2 separate regions of the Homo sapiens genome follow, and region 1 is linked to region 2. Evidence: read pairs that join two places in POLR2A ChIA-PET (ENCODE). Cell type or tissue: PC-3. All regions are shown on one strand. Links, peaks and the distances in the headings refer to the core of each region. The heading gives the core; the rest is flanking DNA.

Region 1 (12,067 bases), core at 2,608-10,607, 110 kb after region 2:
TGAGAACCTGTTTTTTTTTTAAAAAAAAAGAATCTCCTACGAGGTTCCAGAAGAAAAAACGGCCCTGTGAATAAAAATAGCATTAAATTTCTCAACAGCAATACAAAAAACTAAAAAGACAATGGAACCATGCCTTAAAATTCTCAGGGAAATTTATTTCCATCTAGAATTCTATACCCAGCCAAACTATCACTGAAGTATGGGAATAGAATGAGGACACTTGCTGATATGCATGGTCTTAAAATGTTTACTTCCCCATGCGTCTTCTCCTAGGGAGATTTCTAGAACATATATCCACCAAAATGAGGAATAAACCAATAAAGAAGACATGAAATTACAGGAAATGGAATTGAACACAGGAGAGAAACAAAGGCAGTTTCCAGGGTGGTGGTGAAAGAAAATTCCAGGCCAACATCTCAGCAGCATGTTAGAAAACAACCAGTAGAGATACGAAGAGGCTAGAGGGCTTTCGGGAGGATGACTCCTGAAAAGTAAACAGAGATGAGTGGTATGTCCGAACATACCGAGAGGAGGTTAATGCCTGCCTCAGTGTCTTCGGGTAAATTAAGGATACCCAGAAAACTGAACAAATGTGACAATTATTAACTCCAAGGAAGGAACTTCAATCATAGGATAGGATAGGATGTGACTTAGTTCTGAGTGACACCCACAGTGTCATAACAACACAGACAGTGAGTGCTGGCTAACTAGTGATGGGACCACACTGGGATTGAGTGGAAAGGAGGGAGACAGATGCATAGATGAGTGATTAATCAATAGTTAGCAGACTCTGATTGCGGGTGTTGAAGGGGGTTAAGAAGTCAACAATCTAAAACTAAAAAAAAAACCAAAAACTTAGTAGAATAGGAATATGATTTAGAAATACAGACAAGCAGACAGCTCAAAACACTGGACATGGTTATTTCTGGGATAACTCTGGAGGTGGTGCTGGAAGGAAGGCAAAGGACTGCAGTTACGTGCCTTACAGAACCGTATGGCTTCTAAGTATTACCTTGATCAAAGCTACTTTCTCATTAAAAATGCTGCTGATGTGGCCTGGGCTCAACTGCTCCAAGTCCCTGCACTGTCCCAGACCCACAGAAAGAGACTTGGGTCCTGTCCCCAGCCTGGCAACCTCAGGCAAGCCATTGAACTGCTGTAGGCCAACTTCCGCAGCTTTCAAGAGAAAATGTGGCACAAGACAAGGTGGAAAGTCCCTTAGACAGAAGGATGCAGTGGGCACCTCATCACCTAGAACAGCCCCAGGCTGACAGGGCCCTGCCCTGGGGCCAGCAGAAGCATCCTCGAGGCCCTGGGGCCACCTCCGAGCTTTTCCCGGGGTAGCAGTGCTGGCACTCCGTGGGAGATGGGAGGGGCTGCCGGAGAGGCCCCACCCCAGAAGGCAGCCCTGGCCTGGACCCCCGCCCAGGCACCCCTCGATGTCCTCCCTTCCTTTGGGGGCAGCGGTAGGAGGCTCCGCCCTGCCCCTTACGCACCTGGCTCAGCAGAGGGGCACATGCCTGTCCCACCCTCCTCGTGGCTCCCAGGCTCCATCTCTGTTCCAAGGGTATTTATTCAAGTTCAGGAGAAGGTGGTGTCTGACGACAAGGCAGGGGAGGAGGTATCTGGGTTTAAAGTCCCTGAAGGACTCAGTTTGGGCAAAGCAGATCATTCTTTATCAAGTATTGGAGTGAAGGAAACTCACCAGATGCTGGGAAAGACCGGCTAAGGAAAGAGCAGAGGTTTCAGAGGAGGAGGTGCAAAGGGCCAACAAGCAACCGCTTCTTTTTTTTTTTGAGACAGAGTCTCGCTCTGTCGCCAGGCTGGAGTGTAGTGGTACGATCTTGGCTCACCACAACCTCTGCCTCCTGCATTCAAGCAATTCTCCTGCCTCAGCCTCCAAGCAGCTGGGACTACAGGTGCGCGCCACCACGCCTAATTTTTCTATTTTTAGTAGAGACTGGGTTTCGCCACGTTGGCCAGGATGGTCTCAATCTCTTGACCTCGTGATCTGCCCGCCTCGGCCTCCCAAAGTGCTGGGATTACAGGCGTGACCCACGCGCCCGGCCCAAGCAACCACTTCTAAGCAAAGACAGTCAAAACGAGATATGTCTTCTACTAAACTGGCCCTAATAAAACCAGGGCCACTTTGGGTGTCAGTGGGCACACCGCATGTGCCAGGGTCTGCAGGGCCTGCTCAGAGGACAGGCCGGGGTGGAGGCTGGGTCTGGACAGGCGGCCTGAGGGTCTCGTCTGCGGGTGACACCCCCTGTCCCCCGCACCCAGCACCTCCTAGCACCCGAGGGGGCGACTGTCACCACACACACCAGTGAGGAGTGTGTAGGAAGCGGGGGGACTCACCTTGCTCCCCCTCCCCCAAGCACCAGGGCAATGGCGTTGCCCGTCAGCACCCTCGCCAGGCGGGAGAAGTCTGAGTGTCGGTCCGGGGGCCGCTGGAAGACATGCTTGTACATCTCCACCTGGGGGAGGAGCCGTCAGGCAGGGCTGGTGCAGGGCCCCACCCTCGGCCGAGACCTCGCATCCTGGCTTGACTGGGGGGAGTTTCCTCCACTTCTGACCCAAACTGACCCCAAATCCTCTCCAGCATGCAGCAGGCCCTGCCTGATACGACTGGTCAGCACCTCAGTGCCCGGACCGGGCCCCAGAGACAGCTCAGCTACTGGGGGGAGGACACTGGCAGAGGGTACGTGGGCAAGAGAGTGGGCCCGGGTGGGGGGCCAGAGAGTGGGCCCGGGTGGGGGGCCAGAAGGCATCCTCAGAGCTGTTCCCACTGGGGTCCCTCTATCCTGCAGCAGATGGTGCCTTCAGGGCGTGGGTTTCTGGACAGAGCTGTGGGCTGGGGGCCGTGAGCATGAGCAGACTCCCCACACCCCTCACTCTCAGGCCCCTGGGCTGCCTGAGGACACCGGAATTAAAAGTCTCAGGGCCTTCTGCCCAAAGGAGGGAGCAGCGCTGGCCTGAGGACACCCTCATCAGCTGGATGTGGGGGCCTCAGCCTCAGCCCTGAGCAGCCCTGACATGAGGCCCATCCCCCAGGGTTCACTGAGCCCCCCTGACGTCAGGCCCATCCCCAGGGTTTGCTGAGCCCCCTGATTCAGGCCCATCCCCGGGGTTCGCTGAGCCCCCAGCCCGATGGCCGCCCTGTGCCTGCCCCCACTGCACCGGCTGCTTCCTAGCCGTGGCCACCAGAGGCCCAAAGGGCAAGATGAAGGAGACGTGAGGCAGGGTCACGTTCACAAGCACAGGAAGGGCCCAGGAGCGCAGGTGTCAGGGAATCAGGTGGGGAATGTGAAGAATGCTTCGAACGTTCGAGGAAATGAACCACGGAGCCACGGGCAGGCAGCCTCCTCTCCCCGCCTCACCAGCTTGGGCAGGCTCCTCCTGGAGAAGACGCGGCGCGGGCAGCAGAGGTGCAGGTGGCCGGAGCACCAGCTCCGCATGTTGAGCCACTCCACGGTGCGCGCTGGCGCCGGGCCCTCCTCCCTGTGCAGCAGGATCAGCTGCTTCTGGGCACGCACAGCTGTGCTCTCCAGCATCCGCTCCAGCTGAAAGGCAGAGCCCACGTGTCTGCCAGCCGGGTGAGCCTGGGACTCGGGACAGGACGGAGCTGAAGGCCAGCACAGAGGGTCTGAGGGCAGGACCCCGGGAGCAGCTCCTGGGTTCTGCAAAGCAACTTGGCTGTGGCCTGGTCTGCCTTGGCGCTGCCGAAGCTCTGACGGCAGGGGTCCATCCGTCCACTGTGTGCTGGGCAAGGTCAGTACGGCAGGAGGGGGACGCCTCCTCTTTCTGTTTCTCTAACACTGCCTCATAAACACACACAGCAACCTTTCCAAATGAGGTATTTTGCAAACAAACTCTCACAAGGGAGCATCACTAGCTGCAGAACAGGAACATACATCAGAGAGGAGGAATTTTTAGCTGCCCCAGGATTAGCCCAGGCAGGCTTGTGATGAGAACAGAGCAGGGAGCAGAGGAGGGAGACGGGAAATGCAAACTGAAGGCAGGAAGCTGGAGAACACGAACAGGACTGGGTGGCCATGAGCCCGAGGCCTCGCCTGCAGCAATGGCCAGGTGGAAGGAAGCAATCAGGTCAGTGATCTGCTGCCATCTGGGAACCTGCAGACACAGCCTGGGGCCAGCGTCCCGAAGGTGCCTGCAGAAGGCTGTTCCTGTTGGCTGAGGATGCAGAGGCAGAGGGTAAGGCATTCACAAGAGGAAAACTAAGCAGCCAGAAAAAGCAGTGAGAGGAACAGGAACGACGCCGACACCTAAGTGCTGTGGAGAAAAGCAAACTTCAGATGACACAAAATAGGGCACCGTTTACGTAAAAGGTTAGTCCTGGAAAAGGCTTCCCGCACCTGCTGTAAAAGTGCGAAAGGCGGCCGGAGGCTGCGGCTTCACAAGAGGCCACGTGGGGCACCTGCCCTGCTCCGTGCTAGAACCCCTGGAGGTCAATACAGCACCGTGTTTTTAAAACATGGGTAGCAGATATCTGAGTGTTGGCTCTTATCATCTGTCTTTTTCTGAGTTTGTGCAGTATTTTACTCAAAGGAAAAGAGAAACAGGAGGTTCTGAAGAGAGGGCTCTCCCCAGCTCCACCGGCCCTCCCCGTGCTCACCTCGCCCACTGTGGGCTCCTGGTCACCCAGGCCCACGATGAGGATGCAGTCGGCCTGGCGCACGCAGCGCTGGGTCCAGGGTGTGAGCGTGCCATCTGCCTGGTAGAGCACGATCCTGTGGGTGTCCTCCTGCTGCCCCAGCCAGCTGGACAGCCGGTACTCGTGAACACTGCAGCACGCAGAGGGAGTACCTCACTACTCCGCAGGGGCCTGGCACTCTTAGCACATGTCCCCGGGGCAAAGAGGCAGCAGAGGCCAGCACCAGCCGCTGCCCCTTCCCCTCCCTGCCCAGCACTTCCTGCCATCGCTAGTTCGCAGTGAGTTATTCAGGGCCTAGGCAGTCACGCAGAGGCTGCAGTTAAGCCCAGAGGCTGAGGCTCGTTGAGGGGCAGGCTGGGGAGAGTGAGACCCGGGGCTGCCCAGGCGGGAAGCGGGGGCTGGGGTCCCCTGGGAGGCCTGACAGTGCCCAGCAGGTCAGCGCTGCCCAGTGTGTCCAGTGAAGGGAGTCACGTCATCAGCCCTCACACCACAGTGTGCTGGACGAGGAGCACGCTGCAGTGCAGATGCTGGATGTGGACACAGTGGGGACACATCTCAGGGCTGCGTTGGGCCGGCTGGGAGGAAGGAGTCGGGGCTGGCGGCACGCACCTGTCCAGGGCAGCGGAGCCAAGGCGCCGTTTTATGTTGTCACTAGTCAGCAGCAGGGTCGGGCCTGAAAACACCACCACCAGTAACGGAGCCTGCCTGGGCAGCCCACCTCCAACGCCAACAAGGCACCGACACCCAGCAAGGTACCGACGCCGAGCCAGGCACCGACGCCCAGCCAGGCACCAAGGAGGAGGAAGGCAGTGAGAGTCCACTCCCCAACCCCAAGGTCTGCTCCCCTTGAGCACAACTGCCAAGCCTTCTTCACCTGCCAGTGGGGAAGGGCCTGTGGCCTGATGCTACCTCCCATCTGCCCTGAAGGAGGCCTCGGGTAGCCTCTCTGAGCCTCGGTCCCCTCCAGCACGAGCAGCAGTGGAATCTCTGTGTCCTGCCACGTGTGCAGGGCAGGGAAGGCTGTGCGATGGGAGATAACGTAATTTCCAAAACCCAGATCATCGAGGTGCCAGACGCCAAGAGGCCAGGGTCCCCAGTGTTGACATGCCTGTTCGTATGCATCTTCCACATGGGCACGGCTGTCAGGGCCCTTCTCAACCAGGGGCGCCAGTGTCAGCCCTGGCATCACAGCCACCAGAGGCTCAGGGGAGAAGCTAAGATGAGGGGCTCAGCCTGAGGGGGTGCTGCTTGGCAGTGCCGGGTGGGAAAGGACCCAGAGCCCCATGTGTGGGAAGCAGGGAGGTCTAATTCTAATTAAAAGCTAGAGATCGGCTGGGCGCGGTGGCTCACGCCTGTAATCCCAGCACTTTGGGAGGCCAAGGGATCACGAGGTCAGGAGATCCGGTGAAACTCCATCTCTACTAAAAATACAAAACTTAGCTGGGTGTGGTGGCGGGCGCCTGTAGTCCCAGCTACTTGGGAGGCTGAGGCAGGAGAATGGCATGAACTCGGGAGGTGGAGCTTGCAGTGAGCTGAGATCGCGCCACTGCACTCCAGCCTGGACAACAGAGCAAGACTCCATCTCAGAAAAAACAACAACTAGAGATCAGATCAATGTGTCTCGTGCCTTAACTAGCAACATTTGTTTCTTAGAGGCACACAAAATAAGGGCCCCTCTTACAACTGAACTAGAATGCCCCCTGGGCTCAAGAGACAGCTCTGAGCTGAAAATCCAGCCCAATGCTGGTGCGATGTGCAGCAGCCGAAACCTGCTCACTGCTGTGGGACTGCAGCCTGGTGCAGCCTCACTGGAAGTCAGCTTGGTGGTTTCTTCTACAACTAAACATACTCCGACCACAGGATCCAGCAATCATGCTCCTTGGTGTTTACCCAAAGGAACTGAAAACCTCTGTCCACACAGAAGCACGCACACAGGTGTTTACAGCAGCTTCACTCATAATTGCCAAATCCTGGAAGCAGCCAAATGCCCTCCAGTAGATGAACAGATCAACTGTGGTGCGTCCAGGCAGCGGACGATGACTCAGCACCAAAAAGAACTGAGCTCCAGGCCAGGAAAAGGCCAGGAGGAACTTTGCGTGCACGTGACTGAGTGGGAGAAGGCCGTCTGCAGAGGCTACACCGTGTGGTTCCATTTCCATCACTTTCTCAGAATGACAAAATTATAGAGATCGAGAACAGATCCAGGGCTGCCGGCAAGCCGGGGTGCTGGGTGACAACATGGCAGCCACCTGCAGGGTCTCCTCCGTGACAGAGTGGCCCCGTGTGGTGCAGGTCACAGAAACGGCACCCACACCACACTGCACCACACACACCCAGGAGGGCACGGACGGGCTGCTGGGGCCCAAGGGGTCTACAGATGGCGTAAACGCCAACGTCCCGGCCTCGATGTTACCCCCTAAGGCGCTGCCCGTGAAGGAGCCCTGGCGAAGGGCACATGGGGTCTCTCTTTACTATTCCACAATTTCTCCGATCCTATAATTATTTCAAAATAAAGTGGGTTTTTTGTTTGTTTTTGTTTTGACACGGAGTCTTACTCTGTTGCCCAGGCTGGAGTGCAGTGGCACCATCTCAGCTCACTGCAACCTCCACTTCCCGGGGTCAAGCGATTCTCCTGCCTCAGCCTCCCTGGTAGCTGGGACTACAGGAGCCTGCCAACAAGCCTGGCTAATTTTTGTGTTTTTAGTGAGACGGGGTTTCAACATATTGGCTAGGCCGGTCTCGAACTCCTGACCTCAAGTGATCCTCCCACCTCAGCCTCCCCAAGTGCTGGGATTACAGGCGTGAGCCACCACGCCTGGCTTAAAAAGTGTTTTTTAAAGGGAACTAATTTATGTGACGTGGGACAGCTCCACCGCACAACTCGAAGATGTTTCTAAAGGGAACTAGTTTATGTGACGCGGGACAGCTCCACCGTACAACTCGAAGATGTTTTTGGACATACCTGGAATACTCTGACTGATGTCACCGGAAATGAGTAAGATTTTCTGCATATACTGGGAATATGTGTCATGTAACGACGGTCAAGGCCATCAGACAAGGCAATCCATGCTTTATGTGTTTTAAAATTTTGTTTTGAGAGTAACTTTCATTTATTTATTTTTGAGATAGAGTCTTGCTCTGTCACCCACGCTGGAGTGCAGTGGTGCGATCTAGGCTCACTGCAACCTCTACCTCCTGGGTTCAAGCGATTCTCCTGCCTCAGCCTCCCACATAGCTGGGATTACAGGCATTTCCACCACCACGCCCAGCTAATTTTTGTATTTTTAGTAGAAACGGGGTTTCACCATGTTGGCCAGGCTTGTCTAGAACTCCTGACCTCAAGTGATCCACCCGCCTCGGCCTCCCAAAGTGCTGGGATTACAGGCATGAGCCACCGCACGTGGCTGAGAATAACTTATAAGTATTCGATGTTTATAGTAGCATCTTTCTATATTATAAATTTTTTGAATGTATTGTTTTCTATTACCAAATGTCTGTATCAGGAGGGAGCATTTTCACATGGTTCTGAAATACTCTTGTCACAATATATTGTTTTATAATAATTATACAACATTCATTGCATTTATTATTATTATTATTTGAGACAGAATCTTGCTCTGTCGCCCAGGCTGGAGTGCAATGGTGTGTGATCTTGGCTCACTGCAACCTCTATCTCCCGGGTTCAAGCGATTCTCCTGACTCAGCCTCCCCAGTAGCTGGGATTACAGATGCGCACCACCACGCCCAGCTAATTTTCGTATTTCTAGTAGAGATGGAGTTTTACCATGTTGGCCAGGCTGGTCTTGAACTCCTGACCTCGGCCTCCCAAAGTGCTGGGATTACAAGCATGAGCCACCGCGCCCGACCGCATTCATTATTATTGCATTATTTTGCCAAGACAACACTGAAATTTTTAGCATAACCTTAAACCCACAGAAAACTGACTTCCTGTCTATCATCATGGTCCCTATCATCACATGAAAACTTGTAAATAAAATGTTGCAAAGAATATAGAATAACTTAGAATTTTGAGAGTTCTCAGGAAATTCAATTCCTTGCCCTTGAATCCCCAAATTTAACAGCTGCCAGCAATTTGGAAACACTACCGAACACTGACCCCAACTGAGCCCTGCCCACCCACCGCCGCGTCCCCTCGAAGACAGAGGGCAGCCGGCAGGCGCCCTCCACCAGGCCCAGAACCCAAGGATGGCTGGAGGCTGGGAGGCTCAGGCTTACCGATGGCGCTGAGGGCATGCTCCAGCTCCAGGGCGAAGGCGGTGAGGGGCACTTCCTCTGACACGGGCATCACTGCCACCGTGGACAGGTTGACAGCCGGGTTCCCCAAGTCCCACTTGCTGCCCTCCGTGGGGAGCCCAAGCTGGTGGCCTGTGGAGCAAAGGACCCACGTCAGCTGGGACAGCCCACACGCTCACAGATGCCTCCAGATGCCCTGGGGCCCCCCGAGGCTGCACAGGAGCAACGCAGCAGCACCAGAGGCCGCCTGGCCCTCCCGCCTCCCCAGTCCTGAGGCTGCCTGGCCCTCCCGCCTCCCCAGTCCTGAGGCTGCCTGGACCTCGCGCCTCCCCAGTCCTGAGGCTGCCTGGACCTTGCGCCTCCCCAGCCCTCAGGGGCTGCCTGGACCTCATGCCTCCCCCAACCCTCAGAGGCTACCTGGGCCTCACGCTGTCCCCAGCCATGTGGCTGCCTAGGCCTCACGCCTTCTCCAGGCCGGAGGCTGTCTTGGTCTCACGCCTTCCCCAGCTCTTCCTGATGAGCTGCCAGTCCACACCTGCAAGCGTCCCCAGGCCCCACACAGCAGGTCTGACCAGCACTGGTCCAGGCCCAGGCCCAGGGAGTGGATTCCTCCTGACCCACCAAAGACAGTGATTCACGGAGCGACTGAAAGGAATGTGAGGCTCAGAGTAAACCAGACAAACGCTGCAGGTGAGGCCTCATCGGAGTAAACCAGACAAACGCTGCAGGTAAGGCCTCACTGGAGTAAACCAGACAAACGCTGCAGGTGAGGCCTCATCGGAGTAAACCAGACAAACGCTGCAGGTGAGGCCTCATCGGAGTAAACCAGACAAACGCTGCAGGTGAGGCCTCATTGGAGTAAACCAGACACACTCTCCAGGTGAGGCCTCATCGGAGTAAACAAGACATACTCTCCAGGTGAGGCCTTATCCTCTGAACCAATCGTCGCAGGGCTTTCCACCACTCACTCCAGGAACAGTAAACAACACACGGGCTAGACATCAATAGGCCCGTTTCTCTTGTCTGTCATCTGCAAGGGATTCCAGAAACCAAGGAAGCACAGCGCAGCCCTGGGAAGCCTGGGCCAGGCCCTGGAGACCCCGGAGACGCGAGTGAGGGTGTCAAGGCAGACCAGGCTTTCCTCTCCCTGAGACTGGAGCCTCCAGGGCCCACCAAGGGGCCCGCCCAGACAGGCAGGACCCTCTCCCTGGGCCCCATGTGGGCTGAGGGGCCCCTCGGCCAGCACAGTGGCAAGGACATGGACCAGGGGGTCTGGGACTTGAGAGTCCCCCAGAGGGTCCCAGGCCCTCTTTACTGGATGCCGTCTGGCGAGTGGCATCTCTGCTTCCACAGAAGAGGTTGAGGGGACGGCCTCACTGCTCCTGAGGCCACCGCGCCACCAGCCACGCTCCTGCCCACGAGGGTCTCCTGCATCTAGGTGCCGTGGATGCTCCTCCTCTGCAGTCCCCGTGGCCCAGCCCTCTCACAGGCTGTCCCCTGGCCTATGTCTCCCGTCCCCAGTGAGGTGGCTTCCAAAATCCACCAGACACGCAGGTCCTGATTGGCCAAGGTCAGAGTAAGGGGACGCGGCATGGTGAGGGAAGAGGCCAGGAGAGCAAGCCTGGGGACACAGAACCAAGTGAGGGCTTAAGGGCCACTCCCTGCAGACGGCGGCCAGCGGACACCTGCAAGATCCTGGGATGCACACGGCGCCGTGGCAGCACTGCGGGTAAGAGCCTGTGAACGGGGAACATGGCTCGGAGAACCAGCGCACAGCCGGCAATCATGTGCTCACAGGAAAATAGCTGATGACGTGCTGCTGAGCAGGAAAGCTGCAGAGTGGTTTATAAATGTGATTCCATTATTAAATAAATACTCAAGGCCTCCCAAAAGAAAAACACCCGTACCTGTATGCAGGCAGAAACAGATAAATGATGCTGCCCATCCCACATCCCGAATGAGTGTCCAAGACTCACACAGCCCCAGATCCTCCCTCGGACTCGGCCCCCACCTCCGGCCCCAGGCTCCTACCCGACCCACCAAAGCTCAGTCCCCGCCCTCAGTCCAACTCAGCACCGGGAGCCCTGGGCCTCCACCGCCCAGCCTTGGGGTGGCTTCAGCCGCCTGCTTGAGAGGACGCTCTGTGCACAGTGGCCGGAGCTGGCCTTCGACGCCCAAGTCTGCCCGGAGCCTTTTTTGCTCAAAGCCCCTGGTGCCCCTCCCCACTCAGAACAAGCCAGAGTCTGCAGCCTCAGCCCATCTGCGGTCCCTGAGAGCTGCTGGTGACCCCCACACCACACAGCTCTCTTCCTGGCCCCAAGGGTCCTGACCTCCTCAGGGAGCGCTGCCCCACCACCTGCGTGCCCCTGCCCCTCCCCCCGCCCTTCTGAGCCATCTCTTTTGCCTTCTTGGTCCAATTTCATCCCTGACCCAACTCGACTGCAGCTCTAGGAGAAGGTTCTTTCCTGACTGGCTTCCTGAGCACGGTGCCAGCTTCCGACAGGGCCCAGTGCTTGGTTGGCCCCAGCAGGTAAGCCAGGGATGGACGGTTGCGTGCTGCGCACCGGCTGCCAAGGGCTCAGTGTCCAGTGCCCATCTCTGCCTGGAGGTTGCAAAGCCCAGCTGCATCCCCAGCTGTTCACAGACCGCACCCAGCTTCTGCCAAGGGCTGTGACCAAGCAGCGCTGGAGACGTGCAGAGGCATCCACACCGGGCCCTGGTCGGGATAAGCGCTTGGAGCTGAGTGGCCCAAAGTGCCGGCCTGGAGTGCAGGGCTGGCCAAGTGTCGCCGTGGGGCTCATGGACCCCTGGAGGGGACCCCAGCCCTGGAGTAAATACCCAAACCGGCAGCCCCAGTAAAGGACCCTGCCTGACGCATGTGCAGCTGTGTCTGTGCAGGAAAAGAACCGGGGCACTGGCGCCTCAGCACCACCTGAGCAGCTGTAAGAGGGAGGCGCCCACGTCTTCATCTCGTGCCTGGGGGCTCTTAGGTCTTTTTGCAGCCTACACAGCCTTTGTGATAAAACTCCACAATGACAGACAAGAAAAATGAAGCAAAATAAAACCCTCCACACGTGTTCCTCCTGGCAGCCTCTGCTCCTCTGGGGGAACCAGCCACACCGGCACGGAACCGGC
Region 2 (12,067 bases), core at 1,881-9,880:
CTGGCAGCCAGTCATGCTCATGGCTATGGGGTATCATTGCATCCAGGCCCTTTCAGAGCACAGAGCTAGGAAAAATTTTAAAAATCATTAATTTAGGCCAGGTGCGGTGGCTCATGCCTGTAATCCCAGCACTTTGGGAGGCTGAGGTGGGTGGATCACCTGAGGTCAGGGGTTCGGGAGCAGCCTGGCCAACATGGTGGAACCCCGTCTCTACTAAAAATATAAAAATTAGCTGGGTGTGTTGGTGCATGCCTGTAATCCCAGTTACTTGGGAGGCTGAGACAGGAGAATCACTTGAACCCGGGAGGTGAAGGTTGCAGTGAGCCTAGATTGCGCCACTGCACTCCAGCCTGGGCGACAAAGGCTTCATCTAAAAAAAAAAATCATTAATTTAAACCAATATCTGCAATGAAATCTAACACTGCAGGGTCTTCTTCACCCTCCCAGTTTCCGTGTATATTTCTTTTCTTCGCAATGAGACCCCTGGTTCCCACCTCCATCAATGCATTCACTGTTTTGTTCTATGTTTTTTTTTTTTTTTTGAGACTGAGTCTCGCTCTGTCGCCCAGGCTGCAGTGCAGTGGTACTATCTCGGCTCACTGCAAGCTCCGCCTCCTGGGTTCACGCTATTCTCCTGCTTCAGCCTCCCGAGTAGCTGGGACTACAGGCGCCTGCTACCGTGACCAGCTAATTTTTTGTATTTTTAGTAGAAACGGGGTTTCACTGTGTTAGCCAGGATGGTCTCAATCTCCTGACCTTGTGATCCACCCGCCTCGGCCTCCCAAAGTGCTGGGATTACAGGTGTGAGCCGCCGAGCCCGGCCCTATGTCTTTTTTTTTTTTTTTAAGTAATAGGATCGATGGCAACCGACTATGTGCTCACCTGTGCCTGGCCTGACGCTGTGCGGCTGCTGCCTGCTCCCTCTGATGAAAAGTCTTAGCAAGCTTTGAGTCAGGTGGACTCAGCCCCATTGTGCGAATGAGGAAACAAACTCAGAAAGTGGAAGTGACTTGGAGGACAAGTGGAGGAGGATGGGCCCGGGACGGCCTGACGTCCAAGTCCAAGCCTGTGACTCTCCAGTGAGACAACCCTGGGGCTGTGTGGGGAATGGAGGCCGGGATCTGCCTGCCAGTGGATGGGCCCTGGAGCCTTCACAGACCTTTCAGCTTGCTTCACTCTCGGGGCACCTTGACCAGATATAGAGCAGGAAGCCCCTCCCCTCCCAGATGTCATCCCTCATATCTCACACACACACACATGCACACCTGCAGGCACACACACGTACACACACATGCATGCACACACAGACCTGCACAAACATGAACACAGTGCACACACAGGTACACACGCACACACATGCACACACACGCACACCTGCAGGCACACACACGTGCACACACATACATGTACACACACCACACGCACACACATGCACAGGCACACATGCACACACGTACACACCCATGCACACACACATACAAACACACACCTACAGGCACACACATACATGCACACACACACCACATGCACGAAAACACACGTACACCTGCAGGCACACACATGTACACATCATATGCACGCAGACATACACACCTGCACAAACGAACACAATGCACACACAGATATACATGCACACACACACACCTGCAGGCACACACATACATGCACACACATGCACACCTACAGGCACACACAAACGTGCACACACGCACATATCACGTGCACACACAGAGACACACACATGCACACCTGCAGGCACACATGCACATGGGCACACACATACATGCACACACATGCACACACATGCACATGGCTTCCCTGAATCCATACAGGCACCATATGGGCTCCTTGTCAGGTGCTGCCTTTTCTCTGTAATTGCTGACAGACGTCACACACCAAGTGCTTCCAAAAACTTTATTAGATGAAAGAACAAAGGAATGGATGAACAAGAAAGCAGTACGGTTGCCATGCCTGCATGAGAAGAGCCACCACGGAGAATTATTTTCGTTCTTCTAAGAGCAGTTAACTCTTTTCACTCGGGAGAAGAGGGCTGTGCTCCTGCCAGCCCCAGCCGCTCCTCTCCAGAGGCAGCTGCTCCAGCTGCAGTCACATGGCAGCTGTGACCCAAACACCAGAACTTCCTGGGGAGAGCTCTCCCACGCGCCTGCTGCCCCCCTACACTCCCTTCCCTAACCAGGGCTCCCAGGATGCCATCTGGTGCCAGCTGCCAGCGCCCCACGGGACTCACCTGGCAACGTCCTTGATGTCAAAGCCGGGCTGGCACCAGGAATCCATGAGGACCAGCAGCCTCCTCTGGAGGTCCGGGAAGCCGGCCACATAGCGCTCCACGAGGGCCACCTTGTCCTGGAGGAGCAGTGGGATGCTCATCTGCAGGGGGACACACGGTCAGGCCACAGCCTCCGCCACCTCAGCCAAAACCTGACTCACCTCCAACCCAGAGGGAGCGGCCAAAGTGTCAGAACGAAAGGGGCCCAGAGGCCGTCCAGGCCCAGCAGTGCTCGCCCGGCCAGTGCTCACGCTCACACACACTCGCCCAAGGCTCCTGCTGGGCTCTGTGGCCATCCCCATCTCCATGATGAAGGCCTGGAGGCCCTAAGAGGCAAGGGGGACCCTGGGGAAGCTCATTTGTCACCAAATGTGGGGAGGCAGGACCAAGACAAACCACTGGCAGTAGCCCTGGTAGTCCGGAAATGCCTTCTCGTGGCACATGGTACCAGCACTGCCTCCCGAGCAGGTCTGCAAGACCCACACGCTGTCGGTGCCTCCAAGAGGCCCTGAGGGAGTCCCTGGCTGTGGCGCTGGGCCTTGGGGCACACCAGCCATTCCCTCAGCAAGAACGAATTCCCGTAGACAACGCCCCTCGAAGAAGACTCCTCACCTCCCTTCCCCCACCTCCTCTGCCCCACAGGTGAGGCTGCCTGGCGCCGACTGCATGGGGCCCACCTGCCCAGCAGTGCCTTGGGGGACAGTCCTCGGGCAGAACGCGAAGCCCCAAGAGCCCTCTCTGGCCCCAGCTCTTGTAGACCTGGAGTCTGCACCCATCGCCCGGAGCACAGCCCTGCAGGCTGTGTAGACACCCCTCCCTCTTTAGGGAGACCAGGATGCGTCCCGTCCCCACCTGGCTCTGCCCGAGGGGTGCTCACTCCCCCACCCTGCCCCTGCTTAACCAGCAGGTTCCCCTTGTGTCCCTGTGATGTGCACGAAGTCCCATTGTAGAAGCTTGGATCTGCCATCCCTGCAGACACTGTGGGTTCGAGGACTGTGTCATCTGTCCGGAAATTCACAGTTAGGTGACTGCTTCCCCCAGCCCACTGCACGGTGGAGGCGTGCAGCAGAGGAGGGTCCCAGAAGCACATGGGCTGCGTGTCCTCGAGGCAGCTGGTGCCCACTCCAGGGAAGGGGTGGCCCCAGCTGCTGCACGGAGCACACTCAGGGCTTCAGGGGACAGCTGGACACGGGGTTCGTGTACGTGCGGCTGCGTCTGATTTGGGGTCAGCCCATGAGGAGGATGGTGGTTTAGGGGGCTCTGGAGGCCCTCGCCGGCCCCCGATGGCCCTGCTGTCCCCCACTGTGGCTTGGTGGACTCCCGACCTCCAACAAACACTGTTTATAGAGACCTGGGCGTTATCCAAGTTTGAACCTAAACAATTTACATGAGAAAGACGTTCACCTTTTCAACGCCAAGCTCCGACTGCAGCTTCAACGTCGCGCCCAGCGTGGCTGCCTGGCAAACACAAAGGCGGCAGATTACTCAGGGCCTGGGAGGGGCCAGGCAGCACGGCGGGTGAGGGGGCTACCACCCTTTTGCACCAGCACCTGGTCACTGAGGCCGGAGTGCAGGGCCTTCCCGTGTTCAGCCACGTGGCCCTCAGGCCGAGGGGCCTGGCCTGGCAGACAAGCCCCCCCGTGCTGAGCCAGGCCTTGCATAGGCTGGGACAGGTGGGAGGCCTGGGCTTGGCCTGGATGGGGCAGCAGGGACTCAAGGGGGTGGCTGGCCACACAGCCTGGGTCCCAGGGCCTTGCTCGGGGATTGCTGATGAGCCAGAGGAAGGCTAGGAGGTGGGGTCAAGGCAAGGCGCAAAGCCGTGACCTCCCACACGACCCATCTGCGGGCCCCAGAACACAATGGTGCCTGCAGTGGACGGGCCAAGGCTGAGGACCCCCAGCCTCAGCGCATCCTGAGGCCTGGGGGGTCCTAGCCCTTCCCACGAGGCGGAGACGGGCACCCCGCGAGCGCTCCAAGGCCACACTGGCTGCGATCGGGGCACGGCCGGGCCCTGACCGCCTGCACGTACCACGGGCCTGAGCTGCTATTAATAATTTCCATAAGCCGCGCTCCCATAGCCAGCAAAAATGACCCACGAGAGCAGCCCGCGGAGCATCGGCGCCCCGCCCCCGCGCAGCCCAGAGAAAGGACCAAAATAGCGGCCTGGGAAAGCCTCGAGCCGGCTTCCAGCCCCGGTGCGCAGGGTGGGGGCGCAGGGCCGGGGGCCTTTCCCTGCGCAGCGCTGACCCGGCGCCTCTACTGTCTGGCCAGGGTCCAAGAGGCTAGGCCTCCACCAGGCCCATGGGGCGCAGGGCCCGGGGCGGGGGTCTCAGGGCCGTGGGGAGGGGCGAAGGTCCGGGGCGGGGCCCCAGGGCTGTGGGCAGGGGCGCCTGGCCCGGGAAGGGAGTCTCAGGCCCGTGAGGAGGGGCACAGGGCCGGGGGACGGGGTGCAGTGCCCGGGGCGGGGTGGGGGGGCTTCTCAGAGCCGTGTGGGGAGGGGCGCAGGGTCAGGGGAAGGGACGCAGGACCCGGGGAGGGGGTCTCAGGGCCGTGGGGAGGGGCGCAGGGCCCGGGGCGTGGGAGTCTCGGAGTCGTGGGGAGGGGCGCAGGGCCGGGGCGGGGCCTCAGGGCCGTGGGAAGGGGCGCAGGGCCGGGGAGGGGCACGGGGCCACCACATGGGGAGGGGCGCAGGGCCTGGGAGGTGGGCTTACGGCTGTGAGCATGGGCGCAGGGGCCACCACATGGGGACCACCCCAGCAGTGACACCCGCAGCTTCACACAAGGGCTCTGATCCCTTCTGGATCAGGGACCCCCTGAGAAGCTGCCAGAGCTCCGGAAGGCAGGGGTGCAGGGCCGGACACCTCACCCCGTTCAGAACCGCAGGGTGGTCACAACCCGCCCGCCCTCTGCTCCTCCTGCCGCATGTGGTTATTGTCAGGTGCAGGGAAGTGGAGGATGGGGCTGCGCCCGGCACCTCCTTGGGACCAGGCCCTGAGCAGGTGACGCTGGGACCAGGGAGGCTGGGGACACAGCAAGGGGCAGGTGGCCAGGGCCTTCCCTCACCGCTGCTGTCCCCAGCCTCCCTCCGAGGGACAGACTTCAGGCTCCAGTCCCAGCCCTCGGCGGGCCCCACCCAACCAGGAACCCCTCTGAGCCCAAGAAGGCCGCCTCAGGCTTGCAGAGGAGCCTGGGTGGGGCTGGGTACTGGCCGTGCTCCCCAGGTGGGTGGCTTCTGCCTCTGTGTCCCGCACGCTGCGACCCCGTCAGAGGCAGTTCAAAGTGCCCAGCTCAGCCCTTCTCTTCACCACGGCCATTCAGAGCCCAGGGCTAACAGGTGTCTGGACCTTTCTTTCTAGGCCCACAGAAGCTCTCTGGGCACCCGGGGCCTCTTGAGGCCAGGTGGGCTTTCTGGACATGCAGGCGTCCTGGGGCCCCCAGCATCTGTGTCCACATTTTGTACCCGGAGCCCAGTGGGGGCTCTGTGGCCTCGCAGCTTGGGGGACAGGACGAGGATGGAGCTCCCCTAGCTCCACCCTGGTAAGGGCAGAGCCCAGGCTTGCTCATGGGCAGCCCTGGTGACAGGGGTGGGGGGCTGGGGGGTGGCTAGTAGCAGACCCACCCCTTCCAGGAAGCTCCCTGGCCTGACCCCTGTCTCAGGCTTTGGGGGCCCTGCTGGCCCTTTCACTGTGGTGGTGCCTGGCTTAGAATCAGCGTCTGGTCATTTCTGTCTGAACTTCCCTGAGAGGACGGTGTACAGCTGCCCACTGTCCATGCCTGGCCACTTGGGAAACTCAGCAGGCACAAAAAGGTCACCTGGCCCCAGAGCCAGGCCCAGGGAGCAGACAGCAGAAGGTGAAGAGTCCTGGACCCCGTGGGAGGAACGAGCCCGGGGCTGGGCCATGAGGACAGATGGGGCAAACTGGGCCCCTCTGCACCAGGCAGACCTTCCCGACCTCTGCTGCCAGAGGATGGGAGGCATCCACCAGGAAGAGAGAGACGAGGCTGTCCAGCTGGCGGGGTCGGGGTGGGGCTGTAGAAACCTCTAGACAGGCCCAGGAGCTGCTGCTTTCAGGAAAAAAAAAAAAAAAAGAAAATCAGGAGGGGCTGTGGTATCGACCATCGGGAAGGGCATTCCCCGGCTCCCCTGGGCCCCCCATTCTAAGGGGCAGGAAGGCTGGGCAGGTGCCCAGGCTCGAAGGCCGAGGACCCCAGCGACAGCCCTGCCTCCCACCTCTGCGTGGGCCTGGAGCCAAGAGGGCCTTTTTTTTTTTTTTTTTTTTAAAGCAAAGCTATCTTTTTACCTTGATAAGCTGTTTAAAAAATGTAAATAAAATAACTCAGCGGACAAAAGCAGGCATTCATCCTGCCCAGGGCCAGCCGCTGCCCTCGACATGAAATATCGCAGCACATTGAGTCGTGAGTCCCAGCTAATCCGAGCGGACAGGCCTGAATGCGGCCTCTTTCGGCCGGGCGCGGCGGTGAGCAGTGGAGCATGCATCGCCTGCCGGGCGGCCCCGCTCGGGGACAATGGCTTTCTTCGCAGAAGGGGCCTGTGCGGGACAAGACCCCCTTTGTGTGGGGATTCCTGCCTCGGAGCGCGAGGGAGGCGCATTCAGCCGGCCCCAGACAGTCTTTGAAAGGCTCTGTAACAGAAGACGGCCCGAAACACTAGCCTGCCTTCTGCCTCCCTGCACTCTCCGCAGGCACGGCCGCCATTCAGCGTCGCGCCACATGAGGGGGACCCTCCATCCTGCATTGTCCTGTGCCGGGACATGGTGGCTTCTCAGCGCCATGCACCCGCCGCGAGACGACGGCCCCGGGCGTGGCAGGTGACAGCGCCAGGGGTGGGGCCCGCGCGGCCCACACAGGGGACACTCCTGTGAGGGCCCGGCCAGGGCAGCCCCCGATGCCCGTGCCCAGGTTCCAATGCACCTCCTCACGGTGAGGGGTCTTGCTGGGAAGAGGAACCCAGGGTGCCATCGGGACGGCGTCTCAGCAGCAGGGTCCCACGTGGGCAGGCAGCGGGGTGGTGGCCTTCACGCTCGGCCCTGAAGTAAGGGGGCCCTAATGGGGCGGGGAGTGGACCAGTGCCCCTGAGTGCCGGCCTCCTCATACATGATCAGTGCACCCTGAGCTGAGCACCCCCAGGCCAGGCACCCCCGGGGCTGGGCACCCCCAGGCAGGACACCCCTGGGCCAAGCACCCCCGGGCCGAGCACCCCCAAGCAGGACATCCCCTGGCAGGACACCCCCGGGCTTCTTTGCCGCACCTCGTGCTGCACCCTAGAATCTGCACTGGGATCTGGAATCTCAGGGCACCGAGAAGTCATGGGGGCTCCCCTGCACCTGCAGGAACAGCTCAGAGCCACCCCACGCAAGACGGCCGCCTCCCTACCCACTGCAGGCCCCACTGCTCCCTACTGTTCCACACAAACCCAAGTCACAGCTTGGCCAGGCTCAGGACGACGGGGCTGTGATGCTAGACCTGGTCTTCCTCTTGGAACCTTCTGGGCTTAAAAATCAGCCTTGTTCACAAAGGAGACTCAGCAAACCACTGTGATTCCAACAGCTCCACCAATTCTCATCCAGACACCTTTAGCTGCCAAGCCCACACTTCTGCGACACCACTTAAGACCTGGCCCGGGACCGAAAGGGACCGAAGCCACCTCTCCCGCCAGCAGCCAGTGAAGGGTTGGATACTGATCCGACGCATCTCGCACCTGGGCGACTGTGCCGAGGTGCGACTGGTGCCCTGGCCCTGAACCTTGTCCTGTGTCCCAGGCGCCGGCACTGCCCACTCTGGGCTTCTGTGAGTGGGCACCACTCTGGGGGTGCTGTGGGAGGCGGGGCCGGCACCAGCTGCTCCCACAGCTCTTCTGCTCGGCCCCTCTGGGAGCGTTTCCTTCCAGGGCGCTCACTGCCGTGCCGGGGACTCAGTCAGTGCCCAGTGCCCAGGAGGCAAACTCACCCACAAAGGACAGCCTACTGGCTGATTCTGTGAAGGTTCCGGAGGCGCAGAGGCTAACAGACATGGTGGGGCGTGGCTGGACCAAAGCTCAGGCCCAGGCCCACCTAGGACCCTGTGAGTGTGAGGGCCCAGTGCATGCTGGGAGACACAGGGTCGGCAGGGGGAGACCCAGGCCTGGGACCAGGCTGTGCCCTGACATCTCTGTTGGCTCAGGCAGCCTGAGGGCTCCTGGGACCCGGCACCCCGCACACAGCTGATGGCTGCCCACGGCCGGGTCCTTGATACCTCCATGTAGACCAGAAGCCCCAAACAGCCCCCACACAGAGGCGGCCCTGAGCCAGGCGCGTCCTTGCCCCACCGCCCGAGAAGCCGTTTCCCCATGAGCCCGGCCACGTGGGCCACTCACTTCTCTGAACCTGCCCTCGTGGTGGAGGCGGTGGACGTGTGCCAGCAGGCAGCTCCTGTCTGCATCCTGCAGCTGGAAGATGCTGGCCAGTGGTGCCGCAAGGCTGGGGGGGCTCTCAGTGAGGACTTTGACCGCTCGGGCCTGCAGCTGCTTCAGCCTCAGGCTGTGCTGGAAGAGCAGGGACCCAGACTTACTGGACGCAGCACCCAGTGGCTGGGCCATGGGGCCGATTGAGGCAGGCCTGGCTTAGGAAGCAGCGCCTGCCACTGTGGCCATGTGTGGGCATCGGGTGGTCTGCAGGGCTGGGGCACGGGAGGGGCGAGGCCGGTCTCAGCACGTGACTGTCAGGGGGCAGAGGGTGAAGCCACGGGCTGAGTCTTGGCCATAGCCCCCAGCATCCCCCTCCCCTTCCCTGGCTTGCTGAGCGGGCTGCAAAGGCCTGGGCAGGTGGATGCCGGGTCCACTATGCTGAGGGGCAGGGGCAGGAAGGGAGGTGACTGTCACAGAACCCATGGGCTCACCTGGGCCAGGCTCGGGCATGGCTGTGCCTGTAGCCAGCACTGCAGCTGGTGGGAGATCCAGGCCGCCAGGGAGGGGCCCTCTCCCCGCTGGCCCCGGCAGCTCTCCAGCATGTCCAGAAGCCCGGCCAGGGGGTCGTCCAAGGCAGCAAACCCCCGCCAGGCTTCCTCCCGGAGCTGTGGAGACACAAAACCACACTGGCACTTTGTCTTGCACTCAAAGCCTCCTGGCAAGGCCTCCCCACCGCAGAGAGGTTTTTTAAAATTTAATCCATTCAGAAGGTAGCTGTGGCCATTCAGCCGCCATCTGCGCCTCCGTGACTTTTCATGCCGCCGTTCTGGTCCGCTGCACCCCAGGCCCCCAGGGGCGGTGGTCATTGTCTGCACTAATTATCCCATAAAGACAGAGGGCCTGTTCTCCAGGCAGACAGAGGGCCGCTGGCCTGGGAGGCAACCGTAGCCCGAGCCACAGGTTCACAAGTCACTTTACCTGCGGCACTCGCGGGACACGGGCCTGGCCTGCCCTCAGCAGGCGAAAGAAACTGAAAGGCAAGAACCGAAACCCAAACTGAAAAATGCCTTTTATGTACTTTTCTATCCCTGACCCGCAGGAGATTTGGGAAACGGATAAGAGGTGGACGAAGAGAAGCAAAGCATCTGTTTTGGGCTCTGGCTTCCGGAAGATTCTACAGCAAGTTGGCCCTCGCTGCTGTGCAGCAGCCTCAGCGGCGCCGTCCTCTGTGGATTCCTGCAAGTGAGTCAACCGCTATAGACTTCAAGCCATAACGACTGCTTGCAGGTCATTCCGCAGGTAGAATCTTAACAGCTAAAGGGGTGGACGGGTTCACAGCTCAGCGCTCGGGACAGGGCGCAGCAGCCGACACCCGACCTGAAGCCGACGGCCACGCAGGTGGGCAAGAGGGTGAGTTCCCAGCTGCTGGCTCCAGCCACGGGATGCGCCCCCAGAGGCCCAGGGAGGCTGCAAGCCGAGAGCGTGGGCCGCGCTGTTCTCGTCCCTGCGATGTGGATGGTGTGCTCTCCACGGGGCTCCAGGAGCAACATCCTGAGGCTGCCGCGCAGCTTTGAAAGCACTTGCTCCGGCGATTTGAAAGCTTACCGAAACAAAAGGCTCCCAGCACCTGACAAATCTCCCCACAAACACCCAGGAACAGCCGTGGAGCACACGCACATGAGTGTGTGAGGAGACCTCAGCGCTGTCCAGGAGGGTGCCATGCCCAAAGGCGCGGGAGGCAAGGCTGCAAAGTCCAGACCCTCCAAAGGATGCCCCTCGGGGAAAGTGGCCAGACAGGGTGAAAGGCAGCTTCTCTGTCCCTCGGGACTCTGGGAAGAAAAGGAAAGCCGCCCTTAAACAAAGCCTGAGCATCTCAAGCATCTGGAACTTGAAGCAACTTGAAGGAGCTCCAGGAACTTAGTCCTAGCCCTAGTGAGTTCTAACTCTAGTGAGTCCTGGCCCTAGTGAGATCTAGCTCTAGTGAGTTCTAACTCTAGTGAGTTCTAGCCCTAATGAGTTATAGCTCTAGTGAGTTCCAGCTCTAGTAAGTTGTAGCTCTTGTGAGTTCTAACCCTAGTTTTGTTTTTTTTTTGAGACGGAGTCTCGCTCTGTCGCCCAGGCTGGAGTGCAGTGGCGCGATCTCGACTCACTGCAAGCTCCGCCTCCCGGGTTCACGCCATTCTCCTGCCTCAGCCTCCCGTGTAGCTGGGACTATAGGCGCGCGCCACCATGCCTGGCTAATTTTTGTATTTTTAGTAGAGACGGGGTTTCACCGTGTTAGCCAGGATGGTCTCGATCTCCTGACCTCGTGATCCGCCCGTCTCGGCCTCCCAAAGTGCTGGGATTACAGGCGTGAGCCACCGCGCCCGGCCCTAACCCTAGTTTTAACCCTAGTGAGTTCTAGCTCTAGTGAGTTCCAGCTCTAGTGAGTTCTAGCTCTAGTGAGTTCTAGTTCTAGCGAGTTCCAGCCCTAGTGAGTTCCAGCTCTAGTGAGTTACAGTTCTAGTGAGTTCTAGCTCTAGCGAGTTCTAACTCTAGCGAGTTCTAGGTCTAGTGAGTCCTAGCTCTAGTGAGTTCTAGGCCTAGTGACTTCTAGCCCTAGTGAGTTCTAGCTCCTGTGAGTCCTAGCGCTGGCAAGTTCTAGCTCTAGTGAGTTCTAGGCCTAGTGAGTTATATCTAGTGAGTCCTAGCCCTAGTGAGTTCTAGCTCTAGTGAGTTCTAGCTCTAGCGAGTTCTAGCTCTCATGAGTTCTAGCTTTCGTGAGTTCTAGCCCTAGTGAGTTCTAGCCCTAGTGAGTTCTATCTGTAGTTAAGTTGGCAGAAACAAAACATCATTCTTTAATCACTTTGCCGGGACACGTGGGCCCTAGGTCACCAGAGGGAAAAAGTTCCAGTAAATGAGCTCACAATGAAAACTTAGAAAACACACAAGGAAGCAAGCCACCATGAGTGACACCCACAAGTAGGTTGACTAAAGCTCTGAGAATGGGGAGTAACGGGACATCGATTTGGGAATGTGTAAGCAACTACCCCCATTTTACTAAACGATTGTTCACTTATATTTTACTCTCTCTTCTCTTTCCTCCTTTCCCCACTTCTTACTTATTTCTTTAGAAATGCAATGATAGTGGCCAGGCACGGTGGCTCATGCCTGTAATCCCAGCACTTTGGGAGGCTGAGGCGGGCAGATCACGAGGTCAGGAGATAGAGACCAGCCTGGCTAACACAGTGAAACCTCGTCTCTACTAAAAATACAAAAAATTAGCCGGGCATGGTGGCGGGCGACTGTAGTCCCAGCTACTCGGGAGGCAGAGGCAGGAGAATGGCGTGAACCCAGGAGGCGGAGCTTGCAGTGAGCCGAGATTGTGCCACTGCACT

What was found. Peaks named below come from ENCODE experiments on the same cell type or tissue, not always from the same donor. Only the 100,000 strongest peaks of a DNase experiment are listed, where the experiment ranks them.
Region 1: POLR2A ChIA-PET joins it to region 2 with 5 read pairs; 4 of 35 experiments call an interaction of 5 or more read pairs at or near these places.

What each region holds. Positions count from the first base shown.
Region 1 is chr9:137,475,673-137,487,739 of GRCh38, forward strand. PNPLA7 (patatin like domain 7, lysophospholipase) reads right to left here. Exons shown (of 35, transcript NM_001098537.3): 21 at 8,915-9,064; 22 at 5,288-5,351; 23 at 4,640-4,808; 24 at 3,384-3,566; 25 at 2,362-2,480. Among named protein-coding and RNA genes, the nearest start is that of NSMF, 22 kb to the left of the region's middle. RefSeq lists an enhancer at 7,417-8,616. In PC-3, for the core only: no CTCF peak of the experiment used is centred there; DNase peaks (open chromatin) are centred at 6,629 and 7,659; H3K27ac peaks cover 2,492 bases.
Region 2 is chr9:137,364,245-137,376,311 of GRCh38, forward strand. It overlaps EXD3 (exonuclease 3'-5' domain containing 3), which reads right to left. Exons shown (of 22, transcript NM_017820.5): 4 at 9,182-9,355; 5 at 8,661-8,828; 6 at 3,692-3,745; 7 at 2,249-2,388. Among named protein-coding and RNA genes, the nearest start is that of EXD3, 53 kb to the right of the region's middle. RefSeq lists an enhancer at 3,994-4,595 and silencers at 5,299-5,499, 5,981-6,170. In PC-3, for the core only: no CTCF peak of the experiment used is centred there; no DNase peak of the experiment used is centred there.